Regions from separate parts of the Homo sapiens genome. Here region 2 is linked to region 1. A link is an interaction called in ENCODE POLR2A ChIA-PET data of the cell type or tissue named here. Cell type or tissue: PC-9. All regions are shown on one strand. Each heading gives the region's core, and the rest is flanking DNA. Links, peaks and the distances in the headings are about the cores only. Region 1 overlaps C5orf67 (chromosome 5 putative open reading frame 67). Region 2 overlaps C5orf67 (chromosome 5 putative open reading frame 67).

Region 1 (5,384 bases), core at 138-5,137:
GCCTTCACCAAAAGCGGGTGCTGGTGCCATGCTTTTTGTGCACCCTGCAGAACCATGAGCCAATTAGCCTCTTTTCTTTATAAATTCCCCAGCCTCCGGTATTCCTTTACAGCAACACAAGTGAACGGAGACACTATCTGAGCATAATTATGAGTTGTGTTTGGGGCCTGTGGTAGGATGTGAGAGTTGGCATTCCCTGCTCTTTGCCTGTCTTTCTACAGTGATGTTCTCCTCCATGGTCCCTGGAATATTCTTCTGTCTCCAGGCCCCACAAAACCCAGAACCATTTTGGAGGACAGCATGACAGAGGAAGAGGAATGGCATCGAGAGAGGCACTGTACATGCATTATTTTATTTATCGTCAGAGCAGCCCGTTTCACTGGGGGAAACTAGGCCCAGAGTGGGTCCAGAACCTACTCCAGGTCACACAGCCGGACAGAGCAGAAGCAGGGGTGGCACTTGCCTCTAGATTCCACTTTGCCTGTGGCCAGAGCAGCGTTCTGGCCACCCCAGGCCGGAGCACCTCCCTGCTGAGCCCTTTTAAGTAGCCTAGATTTGGAGGCAGAGCAGTGTAGGCTGGGGTGTAATTAAGTCATTAAGCTGACTGCTCTGGCAGGATGAGGCTTTCTGGCCCACTTGTTCCCGGCTTCAGTAGCACCGATGGTTCCCGGAGATCATCCTCTTTGTGCAAGTGTTTGACTCAGTGGTCTGTACTGGAATTAGACGGATCCCTTTGCCACCACCTCCGGCCTCTAGGGCTTGTGCTTTGGAGGCCCAGCCTTCACATGCTTCTCCTCCAGAGTAGGCTGCTAGAGAGAAGCTGCTAGCTGTGTTGGTGCCCTTGACACGGCTGTCCACATTAACTTCAAGCACTGCCAAATTGGCAGGTTAAACAGGGAACCATCACGTTTTCAAATTCTGTGTTTATCTTATATTTTATCTACCCCAGAACTCATCTTCAAAAAATGGGGAAAGAGAGATGAAGGGGATGATAGAAAAACAAGGTAGCTGAACTTGTACTTTAATTGAAAAAAAAAAAAAACATAATTACTCTAAGCAAAAAATAGTTGTAGACGAAAGCACATGTTCAAAGAAACAAAGTGATCAAAACCATACTAACTTTATGTTTTTTCTCTTCCCACCTAACCTCCAGATTCCTGACTTGTTTCATCCTACTGGTTCTTTTCAAATTATACCTGTGATAATTCAGCTGTTAAAAGAGGAGTTTTGAAGTCCTGTTAATACGTGACTCGAGGAAAATCCAAGGTAGGGAGAAAAATTAAACTCCTCCACCGCTCTGGGGAACTTGGCTTTCTAAGGAGACATTGTTTTGAAACCAAGAACAAGCCAGAGATGACCAAGATTAGGTTTTATACTTTGCTTCTCAAGTCCTGATCCTAATCCATTAGAGCTAATTTTGCCTGATTCCTTTTCTGTATGCTCTGGGCTTGGGTGGGTTTCTCTTAGATGGAGGAAGAGTCAGGAAATGGGTTATGGGGAGGGAGAAAGGGACAGATTTCATTAAACTGCCAAAAATAGGTTTATGCCAGTAATAGCACGTATGATGCAAACTTGCTTCTACATGCAGAATAATCATCTGTATGGGAAGTTGCTTATGAAGATGATGACATTTAAGAGTTTGGCATCCCAGCAGTTTTACCTTTGATCTTGGAAAACTGCCCAAAGTAACTAAGTCATTTACAATCTGCCTTGCTTGCCATTTGAATTATTTTGAGGGTTGAGGGGGCACTTTCTTCTTCATTGTGCATTACCGGAGGCCTACTTTCTGATCTAAAAGAAGCAAAATAGGTGAGTCTCACACTCTGTGATTAAATAACACAAGCTTTGCTCTACAGTGACCTTATTTATACTCCAAATGACAGCCTACAGCAGATCGCATTTGACAAATTTTAATCCTCTTAAACTGAAGTCTGAAACAGATACTCGATAGGCTCTTCATTGCGCCAGAAGTGACAATGCTGTGCTCCTCATGAGGCTCCAGTGGAAGCTGAATCCTCACAGAGGGGCAGCCATCTGGGACTCTGGGTGGAGGCCAGCCCACAGCTCTACACCTCCTGTCTCACCTCCACTCAGCTCTGAGGGTGGGCTGAGGGCAGAAGGAAGTGGAGCTGGAGTTGTAGAGACAGCGGTTTAGTGGAGGGCTCTCTGTCCTGGCTAGTTGAGGTGCGTGATGGGTAGTGGCAGAGAGAGGGGGTAGGGAGTGGGGTGAGGGAAGTCCAGGGAGCCCCGACAGGTGGAGATGGGGAAGTTGGGAAGATTGGAAAGAGAGCGTGTAAAGGCAATGAAACATTTCCCCTGCTCCTGAAGAAAAACATGGACGAGGAAGACATGGATGTTGAGGCTTTAAAGCTGACTTTAAGTAAGGGAGATTGTTCCAGATTATCTGGGGGCCTGGTTCACTCCACTGAATGGCCTTCAGAGCAGAACTGAGGCTTCCTGATGAAGAAATTCTGACTGTGCAGAGCAACTTTGGCCCGTGTCCAAGAGTTGAAGTCTGTCTTTTCTGACAGCCTGCCCTATTGATTTCAGACTTGCCTATCCAGTCCCCATAATCAGGTAAACCAATTCTGTGCAATAAATCTGTTAATATCTGTCTCCTTCTGATGTGGTTTTACTGGTTAAAACTTGACTGATGCAGATTTGCAGCCTGGAGTCCCCTTCCAAACGTGAGAATTTGTGGCTTCAGCTGCTGGAAGCCTGGCTGTGGCAGAGGCCCTCAGCTGCCAGCTGTCCTTAGGGAGTGCTTTGACTGAGCAGAGTCCCCTTGCCCCAGGTCACACTCCCTTCCCAGGGCAGCAAAGCTCCAATGACTGTCTGATGTGGGGCTAGAAAGGCTGGGCCCCTGGCCCCAACTCTGGGTAAACCCAAGGGCTGCCTCAGCTTCAGAGCTCCCCATGAACTTGGCTGAGACCTTCATTGTGGCTGCATCATAGCCCCACTGCTCCCTTCACCCCACCCTCCTTTCTTCCCTTCTTACCCAGGCGTTGATTCCCAGAGCACTGCCTGATAAACCTCCTGCCCAAGAATTCTCATCTGCTCCCCAGGAAACCCCATCTGTACCAGGAACCTTACTCCACTGAGTTTCCATCTATTTCCTGCATCTTTGACTTTCCCTTCTTATTCATCTCTTTCCCCTCGCCACATGTAAATGCTCTAGGCTCTCCCATATTAAAAAGAAACACAACCAGGAAACATAATAACCATTCCTAAATTGTGTCATCCTCAAGTTGTGGCTGGTTTTGTTTGTTTGTTTGTTTGTTTTTTCCATATCCCAACTTCTTGAGGAGCTAACTGGACACTGTCTCATCTTCGCCTTCCACTTACTCCTCGATACAGCATGGCTTTTCTCAGCTGCCATCACTCCCTGAAATTGTTCTCAAGAAGGTCACCAGCAACCTCCTCTTTATTAAAATCCCATGACACTCTTCAGCCTTTCCTATATGTGACCTGGTGACTGGCAATGTGATTTTCTTTTGCCTTGATGAAGTTGTTGTCTGGCTCCAATAGCCTCCATCGCCCCCTCTGCACTGGATTCCCATATATCTCCCTGGCTGCTTCCCTTCAGTGTTCTTCATGGACTCCCTTTGTCAGCTGTTCAGTAGCTCCCTTTGTCAGCCTCTTTCTACTCTACACTCTCTCCTTGGGCGATTTGGCCACATCTGTAATTTCAAAGGTCACCTGTGTGCTTAAAGCCTACCAAATCCTTATTTCTAACCTCAGCCTCTGTCCTGGACTCTGAATGCTGCATATCCAACTACGGAACGTTTCTCCCTAAATGTTTTATCTTGTCTAATACTGAATTCACCCTCACACATGTTCCTCCCTTCTGAGCTAATAATACAATACATTCTTCCCACCAACAGAGCCTGCAGTGATCTTCAATTCCGCACCCCCACCCCACCTCCTCCGCCGCTCTCTCTCCCTCTCTCTCTCTCTCTCCCTCTCTCTGTCTCTCTCTTTTTCTCAACTCAGCCACTGGTCACTAGGGATTGTGGTATCATCCTCTTAAATAGTGTATTCTCTCAAAGTAGCCCTACTTCTCCCACCTTAATATTTCATCTCAGATCTTCACTGTTTCACATATTTTATAGCATAATAAACAGCGTTTAAAGCTGAGTGATCTGTGCTCCACACTGTGGAGGGCTTGGCTCTGTCCTTTCTCTGGTTACACCGCTAACCACAAGTCAAGAAGTCCATAGGACCTACAGGACATTGCCACCATGGGCCCACACACCCCAATTCCAGGCCATGTTTCCATACCTAGAACTGTGGATTCCCTGTCCAAATGGCCTGAGCCTGCTTCCAGGGCTGACGTGGGACTCTCCCACAGATCCATGCCCCCACGTGTATTCTCCATTGCTGGAGTGCATGCCTGTAGGCTTGAAAGTGGCAACAGGTGGCTGTTTGCAGCGGGGAGGGACAGAGGCTGGACGGAGGAGTCAGATAGTTCATATGCACATGTGTGCAGAATTTCTTGTGGTTCTAGATGGAGCTGGGGTGTCAGGCAGAGGGAGAACAGGGGTAAGCTGTGACTACTTTCAGTCTTTCTCCCAGCCCCATGAATGCTGGGGAAGAGGGTTCTGGTTATGAAGCATCTTTTATACACCAAGTACAAAGCTAAATAATGGGAATTAAAGATGAACCAGACATACTCATTGCCCTCCAGAAGCTCAGGAACAGACAAGAAGGGGAGCCATTATAAAATGAGATGAAATCCATTTTCATAAAGGCATGTTTGAAGAGCTGTGTGGGGTGGCAGGGTCAATCCCTGCCAGATAATAGGGAAAGACTTCTCGCATGGGAGAACATTTGACCTGAAATTTGAAGCTTGAGAGTAAGTTTGCCAAACCTGAGAAAGCCACTGTCAGCAAAGAAAACAGCAAACATTCAAAGAACCATGGGCGGCTTAGTGGGCTGGAAGCTCTGGGAGAGGTGGCTGGAAAGGCATCAGGACTGTCATGAAGGGGCTTGTGGGGTTTGCTTAGGAGCTTCTACTTCATCCCAAAGGCCATGGGGAAGCTTTATGCATTTAAAGTTGGGGACTCAGTGGGTATTAGCCACACGTTTGAAAGATTTCTCTGGACTAGCCTCTTAAGGGGTTTCCTCTTCTCCAGCATCCACACCCCTCACTGAGAGTCCAGCCATCACCCTGCTGCCAATCTCAACCTTCTGAAACCCACATTGGATGCTGTCACTCTTCTGCTTCTTCCCATTGCCTCCAGGTGAGAGCCGCATTTCCACTCCCTTTCTGTCCAGCCCCTCTCCTGCCTGCTCAGTCTCTGCCATGTGCTTCTTCTGTTGCAGACATACCCCATCGCTGGCCCCACCCCAAATACACCACACTTTCAGATTACTCTGCACCA
Region 2 (5,384 bases), core at 178-5,177, 61 kb after region 1:
TTAAGCTAAGTGTTTTCACAAAAGAGTCAAAAAGTTTCTAAAAATTCAAAAGTTTATAAAGTAAAAAGTTACAGTAAGCTAAAGTTAATTTAGTATTGATGGAAAAATTTTTAAAGAAATTTAGTGTAGCCTAAGTGTACAGTTTTTATAAAGTCTATAATAATGTACAGTAATGAGCTGGGCCTTCACATTCACTCACCACTCACTCACTGACTCACTCACAGCAACTTTCAGTTCTGCAAGCTCCATTCCTGTAAGTGCCCTGTACAAGTGTGCCATTTTTTACCTTTATACTGTATTTTTATTATACATTTTCTATGTTTAGATACACAAATATTTACTATTGTGTTATAATTGCCTACAGTATTCAGTAGAGTACCATGCTGTACAGGTTTGTGGCCTAGGAGCAATAGGCTGTTCCATATAGCCTAGGTGTGTGGTAGGCTAGGTTTGTGTAAGTACACTCTATGATGTTCGCACAAGGATGAAATCACCTAACAATACATTTCTCAGGACCTATCCCTGTCCAGTGATGCATGACTGTATACAGATACTGATTTTCAACAAAGTCACTAATAAAAATCAATGAGGAAAGGAAGGTCTTTATATTAGGCTGGTGCAAAAGTAATTGTGGTTTTTGTGATTGAAAGTAATGGCAAAAATTGCAATTACTTTTGCACTAACCTAAATAAATGATTGTGAGAACAGCTGGCTATTCAAATGGAAAACAATGAAACTTGACTTATTTTTCACATCACATCAAAAATTAATTTGAGATAGACATAAACATGAAAGCTAAAACAATAAAACTTCTAAAAGAAAACATGAAAATATCTTCACTAACTTGGAACAGGCAGAGTTCTTAGACACTAAAACATTAATTACAAAAGAAAAATTGATAAATAGTACTTAAATTCATAAGTTCTCCTTATCAAAAGATACTAAGTGAAAAGATAGGCCATTGACTAAGAAAACATGTGCAATAAAATATCTAACAAAGGTTTATCTATTCTATTATATTGATCACATTTCTATCTGAAATCTATCATATTATTCCAATGATATCTGAAATTAAGTAGTTTAAGTTCTCCATGATACGTATCAGGAATATATTTTTTAAATTAATAATAAAAAGACAAGCAACCCAACTTAAATATGGGTAAAATGCCCAAATGAGCACTTCACAAAAATTAGTATATAAATAGCCAACAAAGGTATAAAAAATGCTCGACATTATTAGTCATCATTGTAATGCACATTAAAACCACAACGAGATATCATAATACACACATCAGAATGGTCAGGGAAAAAAGACAATATCAAGTATCGTCAAGGATGTGAAGTAAGTGGAAATCACATACATTGCTGGTGGGAATGAGAATGTTGCAATTATTTTGGAAACATGTCTGTTGATTTCTAATTGAGTAAGTTAAATAAACATCATCAACTCCTTGACCTGGCAATTCTACTGTTAGGTTTATAATCATGATACATGAATACATATGCCCACAAAAGACTTGTATAACAGTGCTCATGAAAACTATATTTATAATAGCAAAAAGGTAGAAATAGCACAAATGTTTATCAATAGGAGAATGGATAAGCAAATTGTAGTATATACAATGGAACTACCTACCATTTGTGGAATACTATACAGCAATAAAAAGAAATGAACTCTGGGCAATAACAACATGGATAAAATTTTTTTAAAATACTTTGACTAAAAGAAATCAAATCAACCACTATAGAGGACAACTTTTAAATTATATTTGAATTTCAAGAATAGGCAAAACTAGTATCGGAGATAGAAGTAAGAATAAATGTTACCCTGGGCTAGGAAAGTGGGGTGTTATTGACTGGAGAAGGTCATGAGCTAACTTTCAGCAATGATGGAAATGTTTTAGGTCTGGATCTAGGTGATGGTCACATGAATATATAAATATGTAAAACGTATTTAAGCTGTACACTTAAAATTTCTGCACTGTATAATATAAAAATTGTATCTCAATAAACATTGAAAAAGTCAAAATAGTATTAGAAATTCCTTTTTCTAATCATATAGAAACGCTTACTCCACTTCTGCTGAACCCCCACCAGAAAACCTTCAACATTCTACTGTGTCCTGTTTGGAGAAGTATATCCTCTAATCCTTCTTTGTTGAGATTACTAAATAATTCACTTAACAGCTTGGAAAGCATCCACCATATACTTCACAGAATGGAGTTGGATTTGTGGAGCCACAGATGGGGGACAACCACTTTATCCCTAGAGCATATCTGCCCCATAATTGGCTCAGGGATGGCCGCCTGAGATCCTGAGTGGAACATAGGAGGAGCTAACTCCCAACCATACAACCAAACTCCTGGTTCAACTAGAAATTCGGGGGTAGGTGCCTCACACAGGGACATGAGCATGAGTGGGTAGGTGGGAGAGCCTTACCTTGGCTTAATCCCTTGTCCTTTTTTTCATGGACTTGCTTGACAGAATGTGTGGTGGGGGCTGGGTAGGAGGCTCACCTTGACAGACAAAACGCTGACAAATCACCTTCAAAGGAGTTGAGATAATTTGATGGGAATCATTTCTTCTCTGTGGAGTACTAAAGGACTGATGTAGGGTAGTTGACTAACTGAGGGCGGTGTCAGAGCCAGCTTTGTAGTAAGGGAGGAAGGTTAGGAAAACAGGTTTCTCACGCACATGGGAACATTGGGGTAGGTAGGGGGCTTAATGTATTTTCAGGGTCTGTGCTAGCTGAGGGCATCTGGTAGCACAGTCTTCAGAGAAATTCTCCTAAATATTTTCCACGTTTTCTATTCTACAAAAGAGAATTAGACCCAGGTGCTAAAGGCACAATCACATCTCATTGGTGTTCACCAAAGATTGTATTCATTGTTTCTAAAGATGCAACAGCCCATGTTTTTTTGCAGCAATTCCAGGCTCCAATGCAGAGAAGCCATGTTATGTATACAACTTGCATGAATCCCATTCTACTGTTCCTTGTTCCCTGTCTCGTTATCCTCAACTTCTAAGAAAGCTGATATCCTCGCTTACCTTAAATGTTTATAACCTTACACCAAGAAATACCAACAACTTTTTAAAAATTATTTACTTATGCCATTTTTATAATTAGGTACTTTGCTATTTAAGGCTTTCAGGGGCAAACACACAAAAAATTGTTTTGATCGAGTTACAAAATAAAATCTTAAACAAATGTACATAGAATACTCAAGAGTTTATTTTAAAAGTGATTAAAAACACATACCAACCTTAAGTGAATATCATTTCCTTTAAAATAATACCTAGGAAGGTACTTAATCCAACAAAAACTCCTCTTTTGCAATTGCCCCTAGAGCTAGTTCACAGCTGCACGTAACACAATAACAGATAAAATGAAACTCATTATTTTATAATTACACTGTCTTTAATTAAGAAAGATGTTGGCCTAGCTTACAATCAAAATCAAAACCCCCCCTTAACAAAGATGATTGGCCATCACTGAGGCAATTGCAAAATACCAGTTCAAAAGTGTGATTTTTTAAAAAAAACTGTGACAAGTGATGGAGGATTACAAAAACAAGTGACAAGCCTCCCAAACTTGTCTCTCAAGCTTGTCCTTTGAAGGAGACAGTAGTCATTTTTAATAACAAGACCTTTTTGTGAAATAAAATAAAAAATAAGAGAAACCCACTGAATCTCATTGCGTTGTTCTCATTCCTTTTGCAGATGAGTGCATACTGTGTATTGTGCCATTATTCTTTGAATGATCCCTTTTTATTTTTTAAAAACCACTTTGTCAATTTTTCCATTAATAAATTGCTATAAATTAATTGAAGAGTTCAGAAAACACAGAAGAAAATATGATCATCTATTATTCCACCACAAGAGATTAGTCATTTTAAAGGTGGGTTTTGTATATTACCTTAAAAATGATTACAATAAAGCTGAGATGGCTATGCTGGTTGAGATATTACATTTAGAAAAATGTGAAAGATCATTACTGAAGCCTTGATATTTGTTTTGTAGAAACTGAATATTGAGGGTAAAAATCAAGTTACAGTATTCTGTCTACAAGTCAGACTTCAAGTAATAGTTTCCAAATATATGAATGCCTTTGGCACTAGGGATTCTTAAGTGTATCATTTAAGAAGTAGTGCCTTCTCCAGCTCAGAAAGCTATGTCCCACAAAGCAAAGAAAGCCAGAAGTTACTTGTCTTTCCAGGCAAGTTGGCAAGAGTGAAACAAAAGAGGAGGTGATACCCATTAACTTTCCCTTCTGGATTATAGAGTGGGAGCCACTGCAACCTTTCATCCAATAGCCATGGTCACGGCCAAAGCCAAGCAATCCTGCCATCTTTGGGCTCCAGAATAAAAGAGCTTCACTCTTCCCAAGGTTTACCTGTGAGGACCAAGGTAAGAAAGAAAACTTTCTTGACAAATATTTGTCAAGAAATACTTGTCCTAAAGTCCAAATCTAAGTTTATTCACTAATCATTGTACTTGTAAGCCAACCGAGGTATACAGCATCTGAATTCCTCAAGCTATATTGCTGGAAATCCATATGAAACTCATTGAAAGGGCATTTCTCTTTACCACCTTCTTGCATTCCTTTGGCCACGCTGATGTCTGTCCCCTGTGTCTCAATTACTGAGCTGGGTACGGACTTTATGGACCTGAGGCAGAGAAGGGTGGAATCTGGGTTGACAGGGAGACTTAGGAGATACTAGGATGTAGTGAAGGCTATAGTAATTGATGGAATAATGCCTCCGAGACAGAACATGTAGAGTAAGAAGAGGAAAAGACAAAGATGGAGATTTGAGGAACCCTTGAAGTCTGACAGGGCATGGTTGTTCATAGGATTTAGAAACAAGAAACAGGGCATGCACAATGACACCCACATGGTGAAAGCATTCTATCTGATCATTATGTGTTATAAAACTGTATAAAACTATCTGTTATAAAACTTTATATTGAGCATCTCAATGGCAGGAACTTTGTCTTGTCTATCTTTGGGTCTTCCTTAGCTCCTACAAATGCTTAATTGATGTCTAGAGGGGAAGAAGAAGGAGAGGGTAGAAGCAGAGAAAAACAAGAAAATAGAAAACACAGAGTGGGAACAAGGAAGACAGGCAGGAGGAAATCAGCTGGAGAGGTAATATTCCACAAAGATTCTCTGTCCAGCTTGCTTGCTAGAAACCTAGAACTTCAGTGGCTAAGTCAATCTCTGAACAAGAAGAGGCATTGCCAAGAAGCCTGGGGGAACTGAAAGCCAACCCCAGGAAACTAGCCTGCAGAGTAGAAACAAGGAGTGTGCAGTGTTGTTTCTAGACCCACACAAGAAATTGATAATAACTTCAGTAAAGTCAAGGCTTCTGATGTGAAGATACGTT

The links. ChIA-PET counts read pairs that join two places held together with the same protein. Peaks named below come from ENCODE experiments on the same cell type or tissue, not always from the same donor. Only the 100,000 strongest peaks of a DNase experiment are listed, where the experiment ranks them.
Region 2: POLR2A ChIA-PET joins it to region 1 with 6 read pairs; 2 of 35 experiments call an interaction of 5 or more read pairs at or near these places.

The regions. Positions count from the first base shown.
Region 1 is chr5:56,514,607-56,519,990 of GRCh38, forward strand. All of the region lies in intron 4 of C5orf67 (chromosome 5 putative open reading frame 67), which reads right to left. Among named protein-coding and RNA genes, the nearest start is that of LINC01948, 36 kb to the left of the region's middle. RefSeq lists an enhancer at 45-545. In PC-9, for the core only: no CTCF peak of the experiment used is centred there; a DNase peak (open chromatin) is centred at 2,595.
Region 2 is chr5:56,575,802-56,581,185 of GRCh38, forward strand. The region is part of intron 1 of C5orf67 (chromosome 5 putative open reading frame 67); the gene reads right to left. Among named protein-coding and RNA genes, the nearest start is that of C5orf67, 28 kb to the right of the region's middle. In PC-9, for the core only: no CTCF peak of the experiment used is centred there; no DNase peak of the experiment used is centred there.